Regions from separate parts of the Homo sapiens genome. Here region 1 is linked to region 2. Evidence: chromatin contacts called from ENCODE Hi-C or POLR2A ChIA-PET data. All regions are on one chromosome and are shown on one strand. The core of a region is the stretch at or near the end of the contact, and the rest is flanking DNA. Distances in the headings are between cores, read along the strand shown.

What was found. Hi-C counts contacts between places; a loop is a spot of excess contacts on that map. ChIA-PET counts read pairs that join two places held with the same protein, here RNA polymerase II (POLR2A). Pooled maps may share reads with other maps.
Region 1: a pooled map shows a loop between it and region 2 (4-fold over the local background). The contact joins the enhancer-like site here to the promoter of BAG3 in region 2. A Hi-C loop is called at or near these places in 8 of 50 pooled maps. POLR2A ChIA-PET finds 5 or more read pairs at or near these places in 6 of 52 experiments (AG04450, CD4-positive, alpha-beta T cell, SK-N-SH and 3 more).

What each region holds. Positions count from the first base shown.
Region 1 is chr10:119,118,836-119,122,201 of GRCh38, reverse strand. It overlaps DENND10 (DENN domain containing 10), which reads right to left. Exons shown (of 9, transcript NM_207009.4): 5 at 1,750-1,861. Among named protein-coding and RNA genes, the nearest start is that of DENND10, 16 kb to the right of the region's middle. RefSeq lists an enhancer at 1,351-1,645. Within about 2 kb of position 1,686, at least 7 of the 41 ENCODE cell types and tissues checked have a DNase peak (open chromatin) inside an H3K27ac peak, as active enhancers do.
Region 2 is chr10:119,649,972-119,653,203 of GRCh38, reverse strand. It overlaps BAG3 (BAG cochaperone 3), which reads right to left and starts at 1,824. Exons shown (of 4, transcript NM_004281.4): 1 at 1,349-1,824. The coding sequence starts at 1,528. RefSeq lists a silencer at 1,772-2,071 and enhancers at 2,272-2,351, 1,732-2,686.

The sequences.
Region 1 (3,366 bases), core at 437-2,936, 530 kb after region 2:
TGTGTAGCTCAGGCTACGGGTGCATGCCACCATGCCTGGCTAATTTTTGTATTTTTTTATAGAGATGGGGTTTTGCTGTGTTGCCCAGTCTGGTCCTGAACTTCTGGTCTCAGGCAATCTGCTAACCTCAGCCTCCCAAAGTGCTGGGATTACAGGTGTGAGCCACCATGCCCGGCCAACATTATCTTTTATGTGTTCACAGAGCTAATAAGTTGCCCTCCCAAGATTTTAACTCAGGTCTTTCTGACTATGAAGCCTTTGTTCTTTTCATTACCTTATACCTATACTCTGCCAACCTTAATTTTCTCATTCATAAAACAGGGTAAAAATACTTCCTTGCAGGGTTCTTGTTATGAGTAAATTTAATAATTTAAGGTATCTTACAAAATGCCTGACATACAGTAAACCCAACACGAATGCTAAGTCCTCTTGCTTTTAAAGAAGGACCTGGCCGGGCACAGTGGCTCATGCCTGTAATCCCAGCACTTCAGGAGGCCGAGACGGGCAGATTACGAGGTCAAGAGATCGAGACCATCTTGGCCAACATGGTGAAACCCCATCTCTACTAAAAATACAAAAATTAGCTGGGCGTGGTGGTGCGCACCTGTAGTCTCAGCTACTCGGGAGGCTGAGGCAGGAGAATTACTTGAACACGGGAGGTGGATGTTGCAGTGAGCCAAGATCGCGCCACTGTACCACTCCAGCCTGGTGACAAAGCGAGAGATTCTGCCTCCAAAAAAAAAAAAAAAAAAAAAAGGACCTAATGGCTGGGTGTGGTGGTTCATGTCTGTAATCATCTCAACGGAGGCAGGAGAATCACTTGAGCCTAGGACATCGAGACCAGCCTGGCCAACATAGTGAGACCCCAGAAACCCCATCTCGACAAAAAATATAAAAAAAATAAAAATGAAAAAAATTTAAAAGGACCTAATAACAAGTTAGATTTAGTAAACAAAAAATCTTTAAAAATCTGTATGGCAGGTGGGGGAGCTGTTAGAGGGGACAGGGCCTGGCAGGCACCTCCTGGCCCTGAACTGACCCTCCTGGCAAAAAAATTATTAACAACAACAAAATCTACATTTATTTTGGCCGGGCACAGTGGCTCACACCCGTAATTCCAGCACTTTGGGAGGCCAAGGCATGAGGATCACTGGAGCCTATGAGTTTGAGACCACCCTGGGCAACACAGCAAGACCCCATCTCTACTAAAAATGAAAATAAAATTTAAAAAATCTATATGTACTATCAAAGTAAGAGTCTTTGTCCTGCTCTAAAACTTTTTAATTAAAACAAGAAAAAAAAAAGAGTCTTTGATAAAACTGAACAGAAGGAACAATTTACCTGAAACGGGTCAGCAAACTATGGCCCACAGCCTAGCTGCCTGTCCTTGAAAATAAAATTTCATTGACCACAGCCATGCTGAGTCATTTATGTACGTGTCCTCCATGGTTGCTTTTGTGCTACCTAGGCAGTTGAGTAGTTGGGGCAGTGACCATATGGCTCACAAACCTAAAATATTTACTGTCTGGCAAGGAAAAGTTTGCTAATCCCCTGCTCTAAAATAGTCATAAATAGTCCAAATCAGTAACCTTGAACTACTAGAGCTAAACAGAAACTTCAGACCAAAGGTGGTATTTCACCACATGCTATTTATAGCAAATGTGCAACACAGCAGAGCACACAGTAACATCTAGTGCTGCGAACTGTCTGCCAACAAAGTTAACACTTTTTTATAATTAGAGGTGATACCTGGTGAACTCCTGGACCGCTTCTATCTTGGGGTGATACACCACAATTCTTTTCTTTAGCATCAGTGCTGTGTGTAAGATAACAGTTTCCATTCCAAACTGAGATACAATGTCTTCAAAAAAGAGAAATTGTAATGTTACTGCATTACACATCATGCAAAGAAATAAAGATTTTTTTTTCTTTTTTTCTTTTTTCTTTTTTTTTTGAGACCGAGTCTCACTCTGTCACCCAGGCTGGAATGCAGTGGCAAGATAGTTGCTCACCGCAACCTCTGCCTCCTGGGCTCAAGCGATTCTCCTGCTTCAGCTTCCCGAGTAGCTGGGATTACAGGCACACACCACCACACCTGGCTAATATTTGTATTTTTAGTAGAGACGGGGTTTCACCATGTTGGCCAGGCTAATCTCGAACTCCTGACCTCAAGTGATCCACCCACCTCAGCCTCCCAAAGTGTTGGGATTACAGGTGTGAGTCACAGCACCTGACGTACAAAATTATTTTTAATACAGAGAATTTAGGCAAATGTTGTAAAGCATACAAACACTTTATTTGGTGGAAGAGTAGATCTATCCTATGTCAGCTTCCCAGGACGTGTGCTCTGCCCCGCAAGGGACTCTATGATGGGATGCATAGAGGAAGCTAGACTCACAAAAAACTGAAACAACTGATGTGAAGGGAACCAGCATCTTTCTGTATCATTAAAACTTCCTGATTTAAAAAAAAAAAAAAAAATGTCTGCCAGGTGCAGGGTGACTCATGTCTGTAATACCAACACTTTGGGAGGCCAAGGTGGGAGGATCACTTGAGCCCAGGAGTTTGAGACCAGCCTGGGCAACACAGGGAGACTGTCTCTAAAAAATGTTTAAAAATTAGCTGGGGCTGGGCACAGTGTCTCACACTGTAATCCCAGCGCTTTGGGAGGCCTAAGCAGGCAGGTCATCTGAGGTCAGGAGTTTGACACCAGCCTGGCCACCATGGTGCAACCCCATCTCTACCAAAAATACAAAATTAGGCTGGGCACAGTGGTTCACACCTGTAATTCCAGCACTTTGGGAGGCCGAGGCGGGTGGATAACCTGAGGTCAGGAGTTCGAGACCAGCCTGGCCAAAATGGTGAAACCCCATCTCTACTAAAAATACAAAAATTAGCGGCCGGGCGCGGAAGCTCATGCCTGGAATCCTAGCACTTTGGGAGGCCGAGGCAGACGGATCACCTGAGGTCAGGAGTTCGAGACCAGCCTGACCAACATGGAGAAACCCCATCTGTACTAAAAATACACAATTAGGCAGGCGTGGTGGCACATGCCTGTAATCCCAGCTACTTGGGAGGCTGAGGCACTTGAACCCAGGAGGCGGAGGATGCGGTGAGCCAAGATCGCGCCACCCAGCCTAGGCAACACTTGTTGGAGCAAAACTCCATCTCAAAGAAAAAAAAAAAAAAAATTAGCTGGGTGTGGTGGCAGGTGCCTGTAGTCCCAGCTACTTGGGAGGCTGAGGCACGAGAATCACTTGAACCTGGGAGGCAAAGGTTGCAGTGAGCTGAGATTGTGCCACTGCACTCCAGCCTGGGTGACACAGTGAGACTCTTGACTCAAAAAAAAAAAAAAAAAAAAAAATT
Region 2 (3,232 bases), core at 575-3,074:
ATATACAACTAATCTCTCGTAAATGTAAACTGCTGCCTGTACACGGTCTCACTGCTGGGCACCGGAGTTTTATCAATATTGTTAAAACAAAAAGTGCATAAAGATGAAGGGAAATAATACAGGTCTTTCTTCTAAAACAATGGGTTACACAGCAGTTTTAATTTGGTGAGTTTTTAAATCTTCAAAATAATTTACCAGCTCTTTGCTGCTTTTATCTTGCCCAGACGGCGTTAACAATTCAGCTTTAAGTATAACATATTTATTTTAAAAACTTTTTATCCTGAAAGCTCAAATTTATAAAAAATTGAAAGAATAGTATAACTAACTCTGATTTTTGAAAATTAACACACTCATTCCAAATTTACATTTTCAAATTTCATGCTCTTGGGGATTAAGAAGTATATATCCTTGCATGTATGTAAATGAGACATACTTCTGCTGTATTCACAAGAGTATCATTAGTCAGTTATTTGTGTACTGGTAACAAATCCTAAGTATTTTAATACCATAACAAGGCAGGAAGCGAATGCCATTATAAATATACACGTATCATTCTCTTTCTCTCCAGTGTGAGGCAATGTGGTAAGGCAATGGCCAACTGTAAGACAGTCTCAGATCTCTAGTCTAGATCTCTAGAAACTGCTGGGGAGAAGCACACCCTGTTTTTTATTTTACAAATCATACTAGGATACGTTCATATTGAAAGCACTTTCAAACAATAATACAATTTTAATTTAAAATACACACACACACATATATATATGAATGTTTTGACACCAGCCTCCAGAGTCATTGGGTGCCTAACATGGGACAGTAGCCAAGATACCCCTCAACCAAGTTGGAGAACTTGAGCGGTAAAATTCCCCCCAAAACCACCATCCAAGCTTGCGAGTGTCCCCCTCGAGTCCGCGGTCAGCAGGGTGCGCCGCGGGTCCCGGGCCCGGAGGCCGAGCGGGCAGCAGGGGCCACGGTGGGCCGGGGCCTCCGGAGCTGACCAGGCCGGCCGCCCCTCTCCCAGCCCTAGAGCGCGAGGCCAGCGCTGGACACCCGGCCTTCCGCCCTGGAGTCGAGCCGTGGACGGCACCGGAGCCACTGCGGGGTCGCTTCCCGGGCCACCGAATCCCGGGGCCTCCTTTCGCCCCGACGCCTGTCAAGGGCGGGTCCGGAGCGGGGACTCGTCCGGGCGCAGCGGGAGTGTGTGGCGGGGCGCGGAGCCGGTGTCCGCCCGCGAGGGGCCTTCGCCGACCCCCGGGCCCCGCCGCCTCGCGTCCCCCCGGCCCAGCCCACTCCCCGCCGCCTGCCGTCGAGGTGGCGCCACCGACCAGGGCGGGCCGCGGGCCCGGCTCACCTTGGGGCCCTCAGAGGGCACGCGCGGGTCGTTCCACGTAGTGGTGCGGCTGTTGTGGTCCACGAAGAAGGGCCAGCCGGTCTGCGGGTCGATCTTGATCTCCCATCCGGGGGGCAAAGGGTCGCGGTCACCGTTGCCGGACGCCACCTGCATCATGGGCGAGTGGGTGGCGGCGCTCATGCTGGGTTGGGGTCTGCCCGCTGGGGCGCGGGTGCGGGGCGCTGGCTCCGGGCGCCGAGTCTCTGGCCGGGCCGCCGCCGTGGGCCCCTCTCCGCCGCCGACGTGTCCGGGAAGCCGGCGCCGGGCACCTTTATGAATTAAAGGCGGGGGTGACGTGGCCAGAGAGGGGTGGAAGTGTCTGGAAATAGCCTCCTCGCTGCCAGAGGGGAAGGAGGAGATAAAGGGAGGTAGCAACTGGCCGGCTAGAAACTTCTGGTCCAGTCCAGAGAAGTTGGCCGCGGCCCGGGGTTGGATGCGGAGCTCCGCCCTGAGTCATCGGCTATAATCGCGGCGGGCGGGGCAGAGGAGCGGGGGCGGGGCCTCGGCCCGCTCGCCCCTCCCCCACCTCCTCCCGCCCCTCCCCCTTCCGACTCGTGCGCGTGCCCGGGCCGGAGTCGCCGCGGGCGGGCGCGGGCGCGGCTTCGGGGTCCGCCTGCGGGTGGGAAGCCGGACGAGCTGGACTGGGGCCGTCCTCCGTGCGCCCCGGGCGGGTTTCGGCTTTCATAGTCGCTCTCTCCCTCTCCTTTGCGCCGAGTGAGTGTTCCCGGGGCCGGAGCCCGTGCTCCCCGTGCCTGCCGCCCGTCCTTCCTGTACAAACAAAACCATCTCGCCCACCTCCACCCCCTCCCCCATATATGATAGCCGAGGACCCTGAGGGCTGTCCGGGAGGAGCGCGGGGACTCTCATCTGACACCGGAAGGAAGCCAGGGAGAAAATGGAAGTCAGTGCAAACTCACCTGCCTTCCTTTGGAAACTTCAAGAAAAAAAGAGATTGTATCAACTGATGGCTTTTAGTCTCCTAGACTAAAAAGAAAGTTTCGTTGCAGCTTTAAAGATAAATCACATTTTCTTGGGTCTGGATCTTTTTTATGGTAGAGATTGGTTCTTGCTATCTTATATCTTGACCCTGATTTGGGAAGTAAAGACCGAATAACCATGACATTTTTTGTTTGGTTTATTCAATTGCACTTGTAACCTGTCAAAGGAGAAAATTACAACACATTTAAAGATCTTTTTTGTTGTTGTTGTTGTTGATTTTCATTTTTTAACTTTTATTGTTAAAGATCTTATTTGTGATTCTAGAAATTGGGCAACATCTCCATTAAATTAGAATAAGTGCTCCCATGAGCTGAGCAGAAGAGGTTGGTTTTATAGACAGAGAAGGGCTGAAGAAAGCAGAAACAAAGAACCAAGACTGGATTGGTTGTTTCAAAATTACTTTCCTTGTAAGGAGGGGACAGAGAGACAGAATCATAGAAAAATAACTGATGAGGGCTTGCCACCATGGCTCATGCCTATAATGCCAGCACTTTGGAAAGTCAAGACTGGAGGACCTCTTGAGTCCAGGAGTTTGAGACCAGCCTGGACAACACAGTAAGACCCCCATCTCTGCATAAACAAAAAATAAGCCAGGTGCAGTGGCTTATGCCTGTAGTCCCAGCTACTCAGGAGGCTGAGGTGGGAGGCTCATTTGAGCCCAGGAGTTTGAAGCTGCCATGAGCTATGATTTTGCTCTTCATGCCAACCTAAGCGACAGAGCAAGACCCTATCTCTTTAAAAGAAAGAGAGAGAAAGAAAGAGAGAAATGATTGAGAGAAATGTAACATCAGGTTACATACTTCAGATTACTGTACAGTTGACCCTTAACATGGGTTTGAATTGAGC